Regions from separate parts of the Homo sapiens genome. Here regions 2 and 3 are each linked to region 1. The links are chromatin loops, found by intact Hi-C in ENCODE. Cell type or tissue: heart right ventricle. All regions are shown on one strand. Region 1 holds the start of SYNPO2L (synaptopodin 2 like). Region 2 has its middle 13 kb from the start of SEC24C. Region 3 has its middle 17 kb from the start of AGAP5.

Region 1 (4,000 bases):
CACATCTGCGATTGACGGGACATGTGTGCTGGACTGTAATGATCCCAGGGCCAAGTTGCCTGCCTGTGGTGTGTGGTGTGGGGGGGAGGCCTGGGGCAGCAGGAGCAGGACAGCCGGACAGGAAGCCCAGACGGGGTTCGAGCACCTCAACTTCTCTCCTGGGGACACTGTTCAAACTCCGGGGGCCATAGGCCAAGCTGAGCGATGGGTGCTGAGGAGGAGGTGCTGGTCACACTATCAGGGGGAGCCCCCTGGGGCTTCCGACTTCATGGGGGGGCCGAGCAGAGGAAACCGTTACAGGTGTCTAAGGTAAGGGAGAGCCCCTGAAATGAGGCTTCAGGGAAAGGGAACCCAAGGGATCCTGGGAAGAGATGTGTGGTGGCATATGGCGGGGGTTGGGGGGGTGGGAGGCTGTGAAGATGGGGTGGGTGGTGGGCAGGGAAGTATGCTCAAGTCTCATAGTGGGAGTAGCGTCTGACCACAGGCTTCCTGTGGGGGTCTATTAGAAAAGAGAATTCGCGGTTTCCAGGGAGCAGAGGAAAAGGAAAGGCTCTGCTTCAGTTCCCTGCAGCACTGTGGTATCAGAGGCCCAGCTCTGGTCATCCAGTGTTTGTTCTCTTGGGTATGTGCCTCTACTCCAAACTCCAGAAATACGGGGAAGGTTCTAATTTCTCTCTGACTAAACTGATATGTGATGAACTGAAACTGCCTCGAACAGCCTAGCCCAGCCCAGCCCTACCCTGCCTCACCCTGCCCTGCCCATGCCTTCAGTGCTCTTTCCCTAGGTCAGATCCTTTCTCTCACTAGGCAAGACTTTTTTAGGTGCTAGGAGGGTTATGGCAAGATCTGGCCTCACAGATGAAGTCATTATCCTTTTGGTTTCACCCTACAGGCTTAGTTTTCCGAACTGTAAAATGTGGGTAATAATAGTACCTGTACCTACTTCATGGAACCATTCTAAGGATTAAATGCAATAATACATGTAGCACAGTGCCCAACACTTAGTAAGAACTCAATAAATGGTAGCCACTACTACTATTATTACTTTGGCATATATACATTTGTGTGTATACATGGCACACATATACCCAAATAATCACAATCTCCCAGAATACCGCTGGACTCCCTCCAACCTGGAGTACTGTTCTAAAATCTTGACTGTGTAATGGCGCCTGGGGTTACAAGGCCTAGTAGAGAATTACCAGCCAATATAGATATTGCCCTTGGAGAAAAAGCTTGTGGAGATAATCACCATTTCTTTCCGTTTTTTTTCTTTTCTTTTTTTTTGCGACAGAGTCTTACTCTGTTGCCCAGGCTGGAGTGCAGTGACATGATGGCTCACTGCAACCTCTGCTTCCTGGGTTCAAGCAATTCTCCTGCCTCAGCCTCCCAAGTATCTGGGATTACAGGCGCACACCACCACGGCCAGCTGATTTTTGTACTTTTAGTAGAGACAGCGTTTCACCCATTGGCCAGGCTGGTCTCAAACTCCTGATCTCAAGTGATCCACCCACCTAGGCCTCCCAAAGCACTGGGCTTACAGGCGTGAGCCACTGCACCCAGCCAATAACCACCATTTCTAGTTACCTACCCCATGCAGTTCTTCCCAAGCCTCTTTCATTCAATGGTTACCCTATTTCCCACCATATGATGTATTTCTTTCTCCAGTCTGTATACTTTCTTCCCTCTAGACAGGCCACTTCAACTGCAGCCACTTCCATGCATCTCCCCACCCTTCTTACCCTGCAAAGTAAAATCCCCTCCTGTGGGTCCTTCCCATCTTTTCCTTTCATTCTATTCCCTTTGGAGCCCCCTCTTACCTACAGTGTCTCCTTCAACATCTCAGATTCGAAGACGGAGCCAGGCTGGCAGAGCAGGACTCCGAGAGAGGGACCAGCTCTTGGCAATCAATGGGGTCTCTTGCACCAACCTCTCCCATGCCAGTGCCATGAGCCTCATCGATGCCTCAGGAAATCAGCTTGTCCTCACTGTGCAGCGGTATGGACCTCTCTCCTCTTCTCTTCCCCTAATCCAGGGCTCCCATTGCCTGTCTCAGCTCTATGTCTCACTGGCCTGGCTTTAGCAACTAACAGGTACCTATTTCTGCTCGTGCGTTTCTGCTGGAGTGCAGATGGTTTGTGTCTGCCTCCCAGAGGGCTTGAATGTATCTGCAATTAAGGGATGGGGATGTCAGTGGGTATTTGACTGATGAGCCTACTTCAACCCCTGGCCTGTTTCCTCCTCATTACATCTTCCTCTAAGCCTATTTCCACTCACAGCCCTTCAAGCACATTTGCCTCCCAGTTTGTCTTCATATCTCCACTCTTCCCGGCCCACCCATTCCAACTGTATGACAGCCTTCTCTCTCCCTTACCTCTTCCCTCCCCCTTACCTCTTCCCTCCATCCCTTCCAGATCTCTCTAGCTGTCAGTACCCAGCCCATCTCTCAAGCTCTGTCATCTTTCCTATCCAGGTTAGCAGACGAGGGTCCTGTGCAATCTCCATCTCCCCATGAGCTTCAGGTGCTGTCACCCTTATCTCCACTAAGTCCTGAGCCCCCTGGTGCTCCAGTTCCTCAGCCTCTTCAGCCTGGGAGCCTTCGTTCACCTCCTGATAGTGAGGCTTACTACGGAGAGACTGACAGTGATGCTGATGGCCCTGCCACCCAGGAGAAGCCCCGTCGACCTCGCCGCCGAGGCCCCACAAGGCCCACCCCTCCGGGTGCCCCACCTGATGAGGTCTACCTGTCTGACAGCCCTGCAGAGCCAGCACCTACTATCCCTGGCCCTCCCAGCCAGGGTGACAGCCGTGTGAGCTCCCCGTCTTGGGAGGATGGGGCAGCCCTTCAGCCACCCCCAGCTGAGGCTCTGCTGTTACCCCATGGCCCCCTCCGACCTGGTCCTCATCTCATCCCTATGGTGGGGCCTGTTCCCCACCCAGTGGCAGAAGATCTTACTACCACCTACACCCAGAAGGCCAAGCAAGCCAGTGAGTGCCTGAACCCCTTTTCCCCAGCCAGGATCCTTCAATCTGAGCCTTAAATCCAGCCTTCTATAGCCGTACATTCTCCCTACCTTGGGACCCTTGGATACAGTCTTGGGGACAGGAGGGGTAATGAGTAGAAGGGGAGCATAATTATTCTCATGGCCACCATTATTTTTGCTGTTTGAACCAATGTGGCAAAAGGGTAAGGTGATTCAGTTCAACCCAGGAACAGGGTAAGTAGGGAAATTGGAAAGGGACACAAATAGATGAAGGGTTTGGTGGTGGTGATAATTGTTATTGTGTGTCATGATTGGGTGAAAGCAGAGTACAGACACAGGACAGGGGAGTATTTAAAAGCAGGTTGAAGGCGGGGCAAGGTGGCTCATACCTGTAATCCAAGCACTTTGGGAGGCTGAGGTGGGAGGATAGCATGAACGCAGGATTTTTGTTTTGTTTTGTTTTTTGTTTTTTTGAGATGGAGTTTGGCTCTTGTGCCTAGGCTGGAATGCAATGGCGTGATCTTGGCTCATTGCAACCTCCGCCTCCCGGGTTCAAGCGATTCTCCAGCCTCTGCCTCCCGAGTAGCTGGGATTATAGGCACCCGCCACCACACCTGGCTAATTTTTTGTATTTTTAGTAGAGATGGGGTTTCACCATACTGGTCAGGCTGGTCTCGAACTCCTGACCTCAGGTGATATGCCTACCTCGGCCTCCCAAAGTGCTGGGATTACAGGCGTGAGCCACCATGCCCGGCAGAAGCCAGGAGTTTGAGACCAGCCTGGACAACATCGTGAGACTTCGTCTCCAGTAAAAATTTTAAAATTAGCCAAACACTGTGGCACATGTCTATGGTCCCAGCTACTTGGGAGGCTGAGGCAAGAGGATTGCTTGAGCCTGAGAGGTTTGGGCTGCAGTGAGCCATGTTTGCGCCACTGCACTCCAGCGTGAGCAACAGACCAAGACCCTGTCTTAAAAATAAATAAATAAATAAATAATAAAAATTAATAAATAAAAG
Region 2 (4,000 bases), 77 kb before region 1:
CCTGCTGCAGCGCGCAGGTGTCTGGGGGCGTGGGGGGCAGTGGGGGCTCCCCGCCCGCGCTCAGGCCGCCCTCCCTGGCAGCTGCACTCCCGGTGGCAGCGCTTTCTGAGGTAGGTGGTGGCAGCCATGGCAGCCGGGCCCCAGCCGCAGGGCTGGGCGGAGGCTCCGGCGTCCCTGAGGGGGTGCCCGCATCCCCCTGCACGGTGGCCAGCAGCTTCAGGCTGCGCTCCTACTCCAGCAGCTGGCCCAGGAAGTTGAAGTTGGGCGAGATGGACTGGCGCCTATCCTTCATGAACCTGTAGGTGTCGTCGGAGGATATGCCCATGGTCTTCATGATGTAGGCGATGGCGATGGTGGCAGAGTGGGAGATACCGACCAGACAGTGGACGATGACTTGGCAGCTGGACAGCTTGCCTTTACAGATGAACTCCATAGACTTGTCCAGCCAGGGCAGCAGCTTTTCACAGTAGTTGTCGTTGATGGGGACCCGCATGAAGCGGCTCTCGCAGATGAAGTCAGGCTTGGGGCAGGAGTTGCTGGCATTGAGGACGTAGCTTATTCCATTCTGTGTCGTCAGATCCTTGTTCAGAACGTCTTTCTGCGAGCCCAGGTAGAGGTGAGGCAGGATGAGGGTCAGGCTCACGCTAGGCACGGGCAGGCAGGGCTGGGAGAGGCTCATGGGTAGCAGGGCAGCAGGCTTGCCCTGGCAGAGGCTGGGGAAGCAGGAGGAGAAGGTGGCGAAGCCCCCCGTGAGGATGGCCACGCTGTCGAAGCAGCTGTCCAGCTTGCTCAGCAGGATGGAGAGGAAGCGGTCTGCGGCCAGCACACTGGCGTCCCGTGTGCTCTGGTCATAGACCACCATATCCTGTGGCTCAGTGGCCTCCATTTGGCTGCGTGTGGCCAGCCAGATGAACTCTGCAATGGTCACCTTGCCCTTCTGCAGCCGGCACTTCACCAGCTTGGAGCAGCAGATGTTGACGGAGCTGAGCACATGCCAGCTGTTGTACTCCAGGAAGGAGCGGCTGTAGATGACCAGGCACCCTAGGCCCGCCCCGCAGCAGGCTGGCCAGCTTCTTGGCGTCCATCATCTTCCTCGGGAGCCGGTCTCCGGCCATGGTGGGGCAATGGGTGGTGGGGAGGGTGACCCCTGACGTGAGGAGGGGTTGCTCGGATGGCCCAAGTGTGGCCTTGCACTGGGAGTGACCTAGCACATGGTGCCGGACCTCGTTAGCGCTCGCCTCGGGGGGCGTTCCGGGGGACCCGCGCTGCCCTCGCCAGCTCGGCTGCGCCGACCATGGGCCCTTTGGCGGGGGCCCGCGCAGCCAAGGCAGGGGCGGGGTCTCTAATATAGAGTTAATCAGTGCTCTTTACAACTTCTAAAAGATAATAGCTTATTTACTATCCTTCTACTATAATTTGGTCTTATTTATAGAATATGTTGAGGAATTGAAAACAAAGATCTAGACTTAAAATTCAATAAGCTCCTATAAAAAAAATCCCTCACATAAAAAAAGGCTATATATTAATTTAGACTAATTGAAAAATGATGCAGGTCTTAAAGAGGACAACTTAAAAAAAATCAGTTCTGATAAGGTATATTTCTATAGCATCTTAACAGTAACCATGTGAGTAAACATATTTCCCCAGAGTTCTCATTAGGTAGCAAGAAAGGCGATCACTTACCAACCACTGCACACTTGTATGTCATCAGGGAAGCCAAAGTTTTTACTTCATCTACACTCACATCAATGCTGTAATGGATATTTGGTGGTGTTTTTTTTAAAAATGTGTTGGGGTAGGTGAGAAAGAAGGGGATATATTTAGAACAAACTTCAGTAAGTTTCAAAAAAGAAAGCTACAAATTGAAAATATCCACTTTTTACATTTTACACCCAAGCTATGTCCAAAAACACTTGAAGCAGCTCATATGTCAGAACACCATAAAAAATGAATATAAAACGTTTAAAAAACTGCTAATAACAGTAACTATGATTTCACAAGACAAAAATCACTGTGCAATGAATTTTTTTACACTTTCCAGAAGGCTTTTTTATGTTCCTTTTACCTTTTGGTTTGGGTGACTCCGGGGTGGCCAGGACCAAATGTGTCTCCTTCTGGCTTTTTGCACCACACCAAGTAACCCGCGCCAGGCCGCACAGCTGCCCTGGCCTTGGGGAGGACTAAGGCAAGGGCGGTGTACGCTGCTCCGGAGTCCCACCGCAGGAGTTGAGGCAGCGAGTTCCGAGGGCGGGGTGGGGCGGAATCGGGAGGGATACGGACCCGGTGGAACGCACTGCGTAGACGGCGCCGGCGCCCGCACTCAGCTGTTGACAGTCTTTCTTCCAGCTCTCCCCTGAAAGTCGTCCAGGCGCCGGTCTCTTTTTTCTGCCTTTTTGTTTCCCTCCGGAGAGTCGGCGCGACGGTGAATTTCCGTTTCCGGTGGTGTCCAATCCGACCTGAGGAGTCACAGTTGTGAGCAAGTTCGGTGCCGCGGGCTGGGGTAGGCGGCAGTGGGGTCCCTGGCTTTGGGGCACTGGGAAGATCGCGAGTGGGAAGGTCCTCCCGCGGTCCTCCGGGTCATCTTTCCTCCTGAGGAGCAGCATATTTCGCATCTGCCGGAGGTGTGCCCGGGGTCGTTGGGAGAGTGACGGGATGAATTGCTGCAGAGAGCCCGGACGGGGAGGGAAGGTGTCGGGGAGACGTCGTTTCCTGGCGACGTGGTCCCGGCCGGCGACTTAGACCTGAGCCGAATCTGTTGACCCCAAATTGTGCTTTTCCCACCAAGAAGAAAAGGGAGAGAAACATTAGTACAAGTTCGGAACTAAAATATAGTAGAGAAGCAACATAACCTCGGAAATCACACAGCTGTTCGGTTTCAAAGCGTTCCTAGTGCCCAGCTCTCCTAACTCCCGGCCAGTGTTCCTTGACATATGGTGATATATAAAGACTTTCTGTTTCCGCTCGTGTGTGTGTCTGTGGGAAGCCTCTGACTCACTTCTGTGCCCCAGTAGCACCCTGTGCAGCCTTGCAATGTAGCCCTTATTGCATGGCACGGAAGATACTAGTTTGGATTTCCTCTGCAAGTCAGATCATAGCTATATCCATTTACTGGCACAGTGGCTAGCACATCATAGACAGACACAAACATTTACTAAACGGAATGAATACAGGACCTTAATTGAATGAAATGGCACCCTGCCCCGCTTTTTTCCAATCAAGCTGTCAGATTTTATGCAGCTGGATATCCTTAAAAAACTCACTAATTCAGTGATTACCAATTTATTGGCCACAGATTCCCAGGTACCTCAGAAATCACTGGAAGGGTCTCTGTAAGTCCATGGGGTCTCCAGGCATCATCTAGAACTAGTCATGTCTCACACATACAGATATTGCTATTTTTCTTTCTTTTTTTTTTTTTTTTTTTTTTTTTTTTTTTTTTTTTTTTTGAGACGGAGTCTCGCTCTGTCGCCCAGGCTGGAATGCAGTGGCGCAATCTTGGCTCGCTGCAAGCTCCGCCTCCGGGGTTCACGCCAGTCTCCTGCCTCAGCCTCCCGAGTAGCTGGGACTACAGGCGCCCGCCACTACGCCCAGCTAATTTTTTTTTTATATTTTTAGTAGAGACGGGGTTTCACCGTGTTAGCCAGGATGGTCTCGATCTCCTGACCTCGTGATCCACCCGCCTCGGCCTCCCAAAGTGCTGGGATTACAGGCGTGAGCCACCGTGCCCGGCCTCTAGATATTGCTATTTTTCAAATGTATGTAGAAGAGTTGTAATTTAGGAGTTTTGCAGAGTCAACAGGTACTAAAAGTAATACTGTGATCATGTTGGAAGTTCATAAAAGCATTTTAAATTTTTTATTAAAATTTAAGTTTTAGTTTAAGTTAGGAAACCACTTCATTAGTCCAGTTGATATCTAGGTCTGAGCTGTCCAGTATGGTAGCCACATGTGACTATTTAGAGTTGGAATAAAATTAATTAAAAATTCATTTTTTCAGTTTC
Region 3 (4,000 bases), 61 kb before region 1:
TATATTTCTTTGTATTTTCATTGACTGTATTGCCATTTCTAGATTAGCTGGTTAATGTACAAATTGGATTATTTTGCATTTCCTTGGTAATATAGGCTGTTGATGCTAAAGGAGGAAAAACAAATGGACTTGAAAACTGGTCGAATGCATCGGAAAGCCATTTTTGGAGATGATTCTATGCTAACATCCTCTCTCCTTTCTTGATCTCTTAATTTTTTTTTTCTTACCCAAGTATATACAGGTTGATTTTGTCTTTCTGGAAGATCCAAGATCTTTGGTTTAGAGATATATTCTCTTAATGTTAACTGGTATTAGAATACTCTTTTCTGTATTTTATTTCAATACACTTGAGAATAGAAATGATTGTATTTTCTTTTAACTTGTGCAGTAGAGTGTGGCATACAAATGTTGTATTCTCAGTATTTCAAAAAATTACCTTCTTACTGTACAAGTTGTATTCAGCATATAAAGTCTATTCCAGCTTTGTTGTAGATGCAGTGTGATTATTACATGCCGATAAGGTATGAATTGGAGATGGGATCCAAAATTACTGTACTTAGTGTAATTTTTAAGCTAATTACAGGGTTGGTGGTGAATATTTTACTTCTGCAAAATGAAAACAGCATTTCATCAGAAGTTGTTTTATGGTCTTTCAGACATTTTATTGTATATCTTTGGTGCTTTTTGCCCATGAAGTATCTCTTTTGTGTGTTTGTGTGTATGTGTATTGATCTGCTGTAAATTTCACAGCACTCATTGTCAGGGATCAGCAGAATCAGGCCTAGGCAGAGAGCTGAGCAGTACTCTCAGTACGTCTCTGTGTCCTTGTTGCCACATTATCTCTGTTGTTTATTTATAAGTTGGAGAACTCTCTGACCTGTAACAAAGGTTGGATAGGTCAGAGACAATTGGGAGAGGAATCCTCTGCTCTATTGTCACCTGTGCCTCACTCCAAAATATGCTCTGAAATCAATATTTAAATATTAAATTTGTATGGTGAATGTATTCTTTTTTAATGTTAATTAAATGATTGGTCAGCCCACTTAATATTTACAATGCAGGACTTACTTTGCGTATTCTCTGTCTTGTATTTTTGCTTTATTTAAGCTAGGCTAGCCTCCAAGCTGGAAGCTGAATTGACAGTTGAAAAATAATGACATGTATACAAGGTATGTTTGAAGGATTGCAGATGCAGGGGCACCATATGCTAAAGGAGTGTTGGAAGCTCACTGCAGAAGATGACAAAAGCAGACTGATATGTATTATTTGCTGAAATATAAGCTGGAGGCACAGGTGAAGATTGCCAAACCTAATGAACAGTTTGGCAAATAAGACAGGCTGTCAGGCCATGGCAGTTCAGCAGTGGGCGTGCTGCCTGTGAACCAAGTCATTTGTTCCAGAGGACTACACTTAAATACCACAAATAAAATCTTCCTTGTCACTGATATCACAGTGAAATAGATGTTGTCTTTCAGATTTCTGGTTGAATTACCAGCCATTAACATCTGGTGATTTGGGTTGTAAAATTATTTTTAGTTTTGCCTGTTCATATTTCATCCAGAAAGCCCAAACAAGATATATTTTCCCACATAAGAATGTAAGCAGTATAATGCCCCGTCCGGGAGGGAGGCGGGGGGCAGCCCCCACCTGGCCAGCCGCCCCTTCCAGGAGGGAGGTGGGGGGCGCCTCTGCCCGGCTGCCCCGTCTGGGATGTGGGGGGGGCCCCTCTGCCCGGCCGCCACCCCGTCTGGGAGGTGTACCCAGCAGCTCATTGAGAACGGGCCATGATGACGATGGCGGTTTTGTCGAGTGGAAGGAGGGGAAGTGTGGGGAAAGGAAAAAGAAATCAGATTGTTGCTGTGTCTGTGTAGAAAGAAGTAGACATGGGAGACTCCATTTTGTTCTGTACTAAGAAAAATTCTTCTGCCTTGGGATGCTGTTAATCTATGGCCTTACCCCCAACCCCTTGCTCTCTGAAACGTGCTGTGTCCACTCAGGGTTAAGTGGATTAAGGGCGGTGCAAGATGTGCTTTGTTAAACAGATGCTTGAAGGCAGCATGCTCCTTGAGAGTCATCACCACTCCCTAATCTCAAATACCCAGGGACACAAAAACTGCGGAAGGCCGCAGGGTCCTCTGCCTAGGAAAACCAGAGACCCTTGTTCACATGTTTATCTGCTGACCTTCCCTCCACTATTGTCCTATGACCCTGCCAAATCCCCCTCTCCGAGAAACACCCAAGAATGATCAATAAATACTAAAAAAAAAAAAAAAAAAAAAAAAAGAACACTGCAAGAACATCTGCCCCAGAACTGCCTGTCCAACCTGGACTGACATCATCCTTGTTATTGATCTTTGTAGCCAAATATAATTATTTTAAAACAAACAAAAAAGAAGAATGTAAGCAGTATAAGACTTTAAAACACACAAATGAAAAATATACATGACTACATGCTTCAGTGAACTAAAACTTTCATCTGTGATCTTTATTTTGCAACGTTCTGAAGTAACATTACAGTCTTTTCAGTGTGCTGTGTCATTTATATCCCTTACTTTATCCTGGGAATCCTGTATTGCCATTGAGCATATGCAAATTGAGACATGTGCATAGCTTCTCCCCGTTGAGCCCATCAGTGGGGAGGAGCTATGTACCGGGGACATTTGGCAAAGATTTTCATGAGTCTGTTGGATGTAACAGCTCCTTAAGAAAACCTCAGTTTACCTTCCCTATTTTTTACCATTTGTAAAACTAAGGCTCAGTGATGTAAAATATAACACATTCTGTGCTGTGGCATAACTGCAGCTTAGGTTTTTATATTCAAGACAAGCAGAGGTATAGTTGAAAAGGTATGAACACTTATTATGCTTCAAGATCCCTTTGTTGGTTTAGTTGTGGCATTTTAGAACAGCGGACTTGGGACTAAAGCATCTTTCTATCTGGGATCAGTATTTCTAAGTTGCCTTTAAGCTGAATAAACATTTGGTTTTTATATTTAATTGCTTCGATGTGAAACACTGCAATTTAAAAAATTACACATATGTAATACAGTATTTTACACTAAATAATAGTGACTGGCAGTCCATTGGCCGAAGAAGTATTATTTTTCAGATATTCTGCTCTGTCATCAGCTGTAGACACTGACCTGGTATTTATCTGGAAAGGCTTGCTGTCAGGGGTTCACAGTGCTGCTTGTGGGTTATCTCCAGACCCTTTACATACAGCACTTTAGGACAGCGTGAGTCACAGGTTGCACTAGAATTTGCCTTTGAAATTAGACCTAAACTATGTGGAACTGGAACCCTTGTACACAAAGCTCTCTATCATCCAAATCCTGCTGAACTCTCTTAGGAAAGAACAGTTTTACAGATTCATTCTTTCCACACACAAGATTTCCCCACTGCCCAGTTACTCTCACCTTTTTATTTTCTTGACTGTTATGTTTTACTTGACGCTGGAATCTTACCTTGTACTCTCACATTTACATGGAAGTATAGCTTATTTCACCAATTATACTGTCTATCAAAAGCAGAAGTAGTTACTTACACCTGAAAATTTGTACTGAGAATGTAACTGTGAATATGTTTAAGAAAGTATACTTAAAGCAGAAATCCAAGGAAGTATATTTAAATCAAAGCAAGAAATCCCATTTCCAAATGGCAATAAAGCATGTGTTACATAGAATCAGTGCATGAAAGTGTTTTAGTAGCCCAGATTAGATTGTACCCTGGCAAATAAGCAAGAGTTCTTTTTCATTTTCATCTTGCAATTCAACTGGGTATTTGGGTTCTTTTTCTATTCACTCATGTCAGATAGAGACATACATGTTGTAAATTATTTTGTCAGAATGAAAGCCTGGCAGATTAAATGCTTTCTTCTCTTCTTGCTTTACTTGATATCAATCTCTTGTTCATTTCTTGATAATATGTTTGGTTATTTTTGTTTTCATTGCTTTTAGTGTCAGAGATGGCTTTGGATTCCCCGTTCTGTGTGCTGCTGTCTG

What was found. Peaks named below come from ENCODE experiments on the same cell type or tissue, not always from the same donor. Only the 100,000 strongest peaks of a DNase experiment are listed, where the experiment ranks them.
Region 2: it touches region 1 in a loop (3-fold over the local background); 18 of 110 quality-filtered maps call a loop at or near these places.
Region 3: a loop joins it to region 1, with 2.4 times the contacts of the local background. A loop is called at or near these places in 4 of 110 quality-filtered maps.

What each region holds. Positions count from the first base shown.
Region 1 is chr10:73,652,127-73,656,126 of GRCh38, reverse strand. SYNPO2L (synaptopodin 2 like) reads left to right here and starts at 98. Exons shown (of 4, transcript NM_001114133.3): 1 at 98-309; 2 at 1,847-1,998; 3 at 2,474-2,988. The coding sequence starts at 205. It overlaps SYNPO2L-AS1 (SYNPO2L antisense RNA 1), which reads right to left and starts at 2,088. Exons shown (of 3, transcript NR_187519.1): 1 at 1,821-2,088. RefSeq lists a silencer at 1-156. In heart right ventricle, a CTCF peak has its summit at 2,147; a DNase peak (open chromatin) is centred at 66; H3K4me3 peaks cover 2,936 bases; H3K27ac peaks cover 4,000 bases.
Region 2 is chr10:73,728,939-73,732,938 of GRCh38, reverse strand. It overlaps the pseudogene BMS1P4-AGAP5, the pseudogene BMS1P4, the pseudogene GLUD1P3 and the pseudogene DUSP8P5. Among named protein-coding and RNA genes, the nearest start is that of SEC24C, 13 kb to the left of the region's middle. RefSeq lists enhancers at 286-1,006, 2,387-2,636. In heart right ventricle, no CTCF peak of the experiment used is centred here; a DNase peak (open chromatin) is centred at 2,398; H3K4me3 peaks cover 2,903 bases; H3K27ac peaks cover 2,496 bases.
Region 3 is chr10:73,713,288-73,717,287 of GRCh38, reverse strand. It overlaps the pseudogene BMS1P4-AGAP5 and the pseudogene BMS1P4. Among named protein-coding and RNA genes, the nearest start is that of AGAP5, 17 kb to the right of the region's middle. In heart right ventricle, no CTCF peak of the experiment used is centred here; no DNase peak of the experiment used is centred here; H3K27ac peaks cover 3,267 bases.